Regions from separate parts of the Homo sapiens genome. Here region 1 is linked to region 2. The links are chromatin contacts, found by Hi-C or POLR2A ChIA-PET in ENCODE. All regions are on one chromosome and are shown on one strand. Each heading gives the region's core, a stretch centred on a gene start or an enhancer-like site at or near the end of the contact. The rest is flanking DNA. Distances are from core to core; before and after follow the strand shown. Region 1 overlaps ARHGAP26 (Rho GTPase activating protein 26). Region 2 overlaps DIAPH1 (diaphanous related formin 1).

Evidence for each region. A loop is a pair of places that touch in the nucleus more often than their neighbours do. ChIA-PET counts read pairs that join two places held with the same protein, here RNA polymerase II (POLR2A). Pooled maps may share reads with other maps.
Region 1: a map of naive thymus-derived CD4-positive, alpha-beta T cell shows a loop between it and region 2 (4-fold over the local background). The contact joins two enhancer-like sites. A Hi-C loop is called at or near these places in 2 of 168 maps with a recorded cell type or tissue (naive thymus-derived CD4-positive, alpha-beta T cell and posterior vena cava) and 3 of 50 pooled maps. POLR2A ChIA-PET finds 5 or more read pairs at or near these places in 1 of 52 experiments (T-cell).

Annotation. Positions count from the first base shown.
Region 1 is chr5:143,006,836-143,011,015 of GRCh38, reverse strand. The region is part of intron 11 of ARHGAP26 (Rho GTPase activating protein 26); the gene reads right to left. Among named protein-coding and RNA genes, the nearest start is that of ARHGAP26-AS1, 140 kb to the right of the region's middle. RefSeq lists an enhancer at 1,062-2,261. Within about 2 kb of position 1,820, at least 8 of the 41 ENCODE cell types and tissues checked have a DNase peak (open chromatin) inside an H3K27ac peak, as active enhancers do.
Region 2 is chr5:141,602,650-141,606,329 of GRCh38, reverse strand. The region is part of intron 1 of DIAPH1 (diaphanous related formin 1); the gene reads left to right. Among named protein-coding and RNA genes, the nearest start is that of DIAPH1, 15 kb to the left of the region's middle. RefSeq lists an enhancer at 615-694. Within about 2 kb of position 1,834, at least 26 of the 41 ENCODE cell types and tissues checked have a DNase peak (open chromatin) inside an H3K27ac peak, as active enhancers do.

The DNA.
Region 1 (4,180 bases), core at 571-3,070, 1.4 Mb before region 2:
ATAGCTAAGACCAGCAATCCATGCTGACCGGCATTCACTAACCTTGGAAAGTTGGGCAAGGGAAGTGCAGAAGAGAAGACCACACTTTGGCAAGTATTTTTCTTCAGCCATCCTTGATCCCTGCATTTCTCCTAGTAAATTCAAACATTCTATCCAAGGGAACCTTGCTTCTATTTATAGCTGGCAAAATCCAGAAGGAATAGTAAAATGCAGGACTTCCAGCCCTCCTTCATTAGGAGATGAATTTGTGCCAAATTACTCTCTTTCAAGGTTTCCTGGGTCTCGGGAGACCCCTTCCTGGAACACCCAAGCATTCCCTGAATTGGAGAAGGATAATCAATGAGTCAAAGGCACCAGAAACATGTACTCACCTGCTCCTCTGAGGCCAGGCTGTTAATCTCTGTCTGGTTTGGGTTAATGAGCCAAAGAGAATGAGTTTTGAAATGAAGCTAACAAATCCTGCTTACCAGGACTTTGTGACTACAGGGCCCAACAAAGAAGGCCCAGGGTGGGGAAGCAACCAGATGGTGGCTCAGTCACAGCACTAAGCAGGAATGGTTTTGTTTACCTAGCACTTACCAAGCACCACACATGGCAACATCTAATCCTTGCAACCACCATATGGATGAGGTCTAGTATTATTCACATTTTAGAGATATGGAACCTGAGACCCAGAGTGGTTACACAGTTTGTCTAAGGACACAGAGCTGGTCAGTGGTGTACTATTCTATCTTGCCTCTAAAAGGATGTTCCAATACCCTTTTACCTTTCTAGGCAGTGGCAAATGTATATCACTACCAAGTCACTCCAGTGGTTGGTATTATGGTTCATAAATACCTTCTATACTGACAGAAGCAAAGAGCATGCAATTCACCCTTTAGAAATGGTCAGTCTGCTCTGGGCTATCCTTCTTCTACAGATCTCACAGTTGCCCACTAGCATCAGACTGAGGTTCAGAGGCAAGAGCAATGTCCTGAAAGATCACTTTGACCATAGCTTTGTCTTATGATTAGCAATCTCAAATTTATATGCTTTCAGGTAAGCCTCTTGAGAGCATCTACCTTAATACAATAGAACTCAACTCTCCAGGAGCAACCCAAGCGGACAAGGGGCACTAAATGCCTGATCTGTGGCTCCTCAGAAGACTGAAACAGTTAATGCACCTTCAACAACCCAACTGAAGCTAAGCTCTATCTGAGTACTCTAAAACTTGGGAACATTATCTCCTTTGGGTTTCTATACTTTGATGTAGGTATAGTCTAGTTTCTACTGACCATTGTATATGAAGATTTGTTAAAGATCCGTGCCAACAAGTATCTATTTTCAAGTATATGCTTCTGAAGAAGAGAAATTACATGTGTTTACTTTATCTTATCACGGTCCATCTAAGAATCATTAAAGAATAATTATGACAGATAGAAATTAATAATGATGATGATGACAAAACCCCTGCCATGTGCCAGACATCATGCCAAGCATTCTGTGTGCATTGTCTTATTCGGTTCTCATACCAGCCTAATTATTCCTTTCACAGAGATGAGAAAACTGAGGCATTAGAGAAGTTAGGTCACATGGCCAAGGTCAGACAGCTGGAAATGGGCAGAGTCCAGACAGGAACTCCCACGGTCTGTCTCCAGAGCCCAAGCACTTAACCACTAACCACATGATCAATAAGTCATTGTGATGACGATGATGACAATGACGACGATGATGATGCTGACGATGATAAAGGTGAGATGTTGTGGGCAGCTGGGCAGGTGAATCACCGGAAGGAAGAACTTGCCCTGAGTCAGAAAGAAAATGAAACTGGGAACAGCCTTCTGATTCTAGCCTGGAGTATTTACCACCAACCCATGCAACCAGCTGGCATCTAGTATAGAAGTAACACTTCATATTCTCTCTGAACCACAGGGTTCGATCCTGACGATAAACACCAGGGGGGGAGAGTAGCTCTTTGATACAAATCACAGGGCACTGCAATTCTGAGTCCTTACCCAGAAGCTGCAATGAAAGTACAATTTAATAAATCAAAGGAGGGCGAGGAAAGCCTTCATATGCTTCCTCTGCACCAAGATGTGATTTTGCAATAAATTCTGTTCACTGCTGAGCCAGTTCAGTTTACATGTCCCTACAGAATTAACAGAGAATACACAGAGTCATCTGGATTCCCAGAATTTTTCTATGAGTACCTTTATTACCATTATCCAAGCCATACTGAGAAAACAGAGAGGCTTGTTTTTCAAATGTAGATATTAAAGACATAAGTAAAGCAAAAATTTGACAAAACAATCTAACTTTTCCCTTTCACACACAGCTGCATTAGAGCTTAGCCATACCACACTTTGGATCAAAATCTGGACAAAATAAAGATGCTGGGGAAATAGGTTCATAAGGAAATTTGTTTAAAACTGATGCTCCTCTCTAAACTGCACCATCTTTACCCAAATGCACATCCAAACTCTATGATCCCCTGAGGTTTTCTCCAAGTCTCCTCCCACCTGGCTGTTCCCCTGATGTACCAATGTGGAGACACACTGAATAAGGCAATGTGTCAACATCTTAAAACAACAGGCTGGTTCTACACCATCGAATATCATCTCATCTCCTCTGCATGACAAAGTGGGTCCACCATCACTAGAATCAAAACAGCTTGCTCTTTTGAATTGTGTCTGTCAGTGGCGACAGATTTGTAGTAATCTACTGCTTAGGTTCAAAGTCCAACTTTACTGTTTATTGGCTAACATGCACATCAGTTATCATCCCTAGACCTCAGTCTTGCCATCTGAAAAAGGGGGATAGTAACACTCTCCACCACTTAGGATTGTTGTAATAATTAAATGGAATCATAGATATACAATATTCAACACAGCACTGAATGTAAATTCTATGGCCTATTGAACATTCTATAAGGATTAACTTTCATCTTCATCACTGTCATTTTCCTCCTTCCTTCTCTTCCCACTTTGTGTTTAAAAAAACAAAACAAAAAGCCTCTTCTGGTGATGGAAATGTATCCCCTATGGGATAAATGGCTAAGGATGGGAAATGTCATTTGAGGGACCCTGTGGCATTGGTCTTGTTGGCAATGTAATATAACCAACTGAAACTAATTAAGAGATGAAGGGAAAGGAAAGGAGACAATCTAAGGTCAACGTTTAAATCAATGGTTCTTAATCTTTTTTAAAACAGCAATCAAACATAAAAATAGCCACCTGCCACCAACCACTTTTTCACTATCAATTATGTGCCAAACACCATACTAAGCGTTTAAACGAATGATTTTATTTCATCCTCAAGCCTATGGGGTACTACACCTGCCTCTATTTCATAGCATCATATGGGTTAATTAACTTTCCAAAGGTTACATACTAGCAAATTACAGAGCCAGGATTCGATTTAGGCAGAGCACAGTAGAGTCTGTACTCAGCCACAACTTCATACAACTTCTCCACCCAGTCCTGCTTTCCAGAGGAAAAACAGCCTGCCAATTAACAAAGAACTCAAAAGAGGCTAAGCAGTAATTAAAATGGCAACAATGCAACCATTATGTAATAACAAAATTTCCACCCAATTTAAGCATAACAGGAATTCTACAAACTTCCAATTAATACAAGTGTGGCAGTAATTAAAAACCACAACCAGCTTGAGACATTTTAGGATGCCCAAAAAACAACCCTCCTAAAACCTATCAGCACATACAGAGAGAACTGGCCAGGGTTGCCAAAGACTCTGTGGCAGATTTCTCAGTTGAACACATTAGAATGCTCGGCAAACACTAATACAGGCTAAATTTAGGAACTTTTTTTTTTTTTTTTTTTTTTCGGAGACAGAGTCTTGCTGTCAACCAGGCTGGAGTGCAGTGGTGCGATCTCGGCTCACTGCAACTTCTGCCTCCTGGGTTCAAGCGATTCACCTGTCTCCTGAGCAGCTGGGACTACAGGCCACACCTGGCTAATTTTTTGTATTTTAGTAGAGATGGGGTTTCACCGAACTCCTGAGCTCAGGCAATCCACCCGCCTCGGCCTCCCAAAGTGCTAGGATTACAGGCATGAGCCACTGTGCCCAGGCTTAGGAACTTTTAATAACACCCCTGAGAAGTTACTGTAAGACACCCTTAGTCTGTGGAATGCCACCCATGAATGGACATGATTTTTCTAGATCAGGACTTCTCTTTTCACCC
Region 2 (3,680 bases), core at 585-3,084:
GCTAAGTTCCCATATTATTTGAATCTATTAATATGATCTTTAATGGCTACAGAAAGGTTTACATTGAGTATTAAATGAAGAGAACAAGGAAGAGTTTTCAAGTCCTCAGGGTATGTCTGGATATCCACAAAAAGTACTAGTGGCAGTAGGAGTGCACCATTTTTTTCATAAGCACATATACTCCCACCCAGAGCTATAAGAATTCCTTCAGTTCCTTCATTTGGCAATAGAAGCAAAATAGTTTTGGACTATTCTAAAATTATTTCATTTTGCATGGGGCCTAGAGGGATATTTTTAGTTTTCTTAGTTTTTGTGAAAGATGTGTGTCAGGCTTAGAGGTCTCTAGTGATTTCTTTCTTGATTCTTGTATTTTTAAAAGATGGGAGTTGGTCTTAGTTGGCAGCTCTTTGCATCCGCCAGGGCTGTTCGTTACTTACTTCTAGGTCTGTGGGTGACGTCTGTTTCCTGTGATTGAAACCGCAAGAAGAAGTGGTGAGAAGCCACTGTAGGATATGTATTATCAGGCAAGCAGCAGGCATTGGGCTGCCCTCAAAAAGAGCAGTAGTACCTAAGTATAGTCTTTAAGGAGTCGGAAGAGACCCTAGAAATGATCTGACCCAGCCTCTTAAAATTAGGAGGACACTGAGGCCTAGTGGTATTAAGTTGCTCAAAGTCGTGTAATTAGATGACCTAGGTTTTAGACTCCACTAATATTCTTCTCAGTATTCTTTCTCACATTGCATTGTCATACCTAAACTTTGTAACTGTGCCTTGTCAGGAGTGTTTCCTTAAGCAAAATACCACTGGAGAAGAGTAAATACTGATAGGCATTTTGCCTATGGTAATTGGATGATGATGTTTTGCTTTTAGATGATGTGCTAATGATTTTTTGTGTGTGCTTTTTTTTTGAAAACACATATATATTTTTGAAACAATACGTAAGAACCCTAAATTTCTATTTTTCATTTTTATTTTACAGTCTTTGTATATTTTAGTCATTATCTCTATGCACAAATATTTTTACAACATTGCCTTTATAGTTTACAGATGTTTTTTGCTTTTAAAATAGTGTCATAAAAATTTTCCAGCTTTCTAATCTTTGAAAATTGCCACCTTAATTTGAAATGGAAATGTATGTGTATTCTAAAAGTGATAGTTTTTTTCTAAGAAAATACAAATGTATATAAAAAGAGTAAAACAGTCCCATACTTTGTTTTTCAGAAATTAATTTTTTTTAATGGTTAGAACCAAAGAGAACAGTACATGATATATGGAAGTTTCTTTAGATCCTAAGTACTTTGGCATGAAATTCTGTGTGTGTTTGTGTTAGAACATAGTTCAACACAAGTACAATTGCTAGAAGTATCAGAACAACCTTATTTTAACACTTATATTTCTGGTGGTAGAGAAATAATAAGATTTCATCTTCATGCTCATCTCCCCTCCTCCCTAAGATTTTTTCAAAATCTTATTCTGAATGTGTACCGGGCCAAAAAATATTTTCTGTGGTTTCGTAGGATCAAGTCTGGCTTATTGAGTAGTAGTATAATTTTTGGATTAGTTAAGCGGTTGTCAGTAGGGGTAGGATTATTTCTGGGTATTCAGGAGTGGTGTGAGGATACAAAAAAGAGATTATTTAGAAATGAAAGGACTTTAGGAATGGGATTTAAAACAAGGTGTCCTCATACTTGGTGCCTGTATGTAGAAGCGGTAGCAGTTGCAGAAACTTCCTGCTGTCTGCTAGGCTTTGGGTGTGTCACACACATGCCCACCCTTGAGGAAGAGTAGATGTCCTGCTACTCACATCATAACATGGGAGGAGAAGACAGTTGCTACGGCGATTGGGAAACAGCATTCCTGAGTCACTGACTATTTCTAAATGAATGGACAACACCCCTTTTTTTAAAGGAGTGATCATAGTCTTCTCTAAGCTTAGGCAGCAGAGGGAGAGGCCTAGTAAGAAAGGAAGAGCAAGTATCAATATTTGAAGCTTGAGAAATATGTTGAAATTTTGGAAAAATTGGTTAACATTATGTTTTGTTTCCTGTATATGTATTCAAAAGTTGTATTGGAACCTTAGAATGTTTGAAAGGAAGGAAGCTTTGCTTACTGTTCTGTCACCAAATGACAGACTATGCATGCTGGCTTTCACCTTCTGAACAGCAGAAGATACCGGTGTGCCTGCTACACCTTGTGATACTTGATAGGAAAGTAGGACTTCCAGACTCTGAGCACTTTCTCTGTTGGCAGCTTGTTTGCCCAAACCATGTGTGCTTTATAGTGCAAGGACTGGCAGTTTGTATGGATGGACTTGGAGGAATGCAGCATCCTCAGCCCGGTTTCTACCTGTTCTGCTGTGCTGGAATAGTGATACCAGCGTGGCCTTTCCTCCTTCCCTCTGGGCTATCAACTACCTAGGATGCCGGCTGCCAGTTGCAGGGCTTTAGGATGAGCTGAGCTGTAGGCAAAAAGTTACTTTTTCCCTTTCCCCAAGGTACTTGCCTTCTTGAACTATTAGAGAAGTGATACTTTGGACCTGTTAGAGGATCCAATTCTAATATTAAGATAGTTTTCCCCTCATTTTAATTATAATTGGGAAATAAGGTTTATTGGAAAGCAGACTCACCAACAGTTTTAGACAGTTGTGCAGGACATTAAGTTAGTTGCTTTACATTTATAAGTAAATTATTTCAAATTTATAAGCAAATTATTGAAATACAGAATGGACTACAGTTACTACTGTTCTTTATACGGCATTTCTAACTTGTGCTTGACACTGGCCACTGCCTAGAATCTTTCATTGTTCCCGGGTGGGGTTAGGAAAAAGATGCTGATTTTGGAAGGCAGGGGTAGATTGATAGAACTCTTTTAATTAGGAATAAAAGATATTGGACTGTCTTTTACTATGTTTCCTTTGTTGGCTGTTGTATGAATTCTAACAAGTTTATTATTTATTTATGTTTTCTCAGCTTTATTGAGGTATAATTGACATACAAATTGTTTATGGTATACAACATGATGTTTTGATATATGTATACATTGTGGAACTAATGAGTTTAACTCTCCAGTGCTTAGTTTAGCTGTGGGGCTGCTGAGGCACTCTGAACCAAATGGAGGAGCTGCTACAGTCTTACCTAATCCTTCAGCACTTTTTCCTCAGTGGTCATGGAGAACATGAGCCTATCATTTCCATTTCTGGGGACTGCTAGGTAATCTTCAGCCTTCTTTCCCTTAAACACATTTAGCTTTTCTAGGTTTATAGTTTATATTTTTAAATTCCTGGTCATTTTGTGCCCCTCTTCTAGACTTCCTTTCCTCTGAGGTACCCTTTTTCTTTCCTTTATTTTCTTTTTGAAGTGGGTACTCCAACTCTACACAACGCCTGTGTAGGCTGCAGGCACCAATAAGTGGTGATGTCAGAATCTAGTTTGTTTCTCTGTAAATGCTAGATGAAATGTTGATTCAATTGCTGTTGTCTTTGGGCCATTCCTTGAAAATGGAAGGGAAAGTTCTTCTGTGCATTTAAAGTTGTCCATTATTTCATTTTCTTTAGTTCTGACTGACTTCTGTTTAAGGAGTGGGAATTGAAGAAGGGAAACTAGCCAGTTTCAGTGGTTCCATCATATATTATTTAACTTTTACAAAGTACTTTGCAAAACAAAGTGCTTTATATCTGTTTT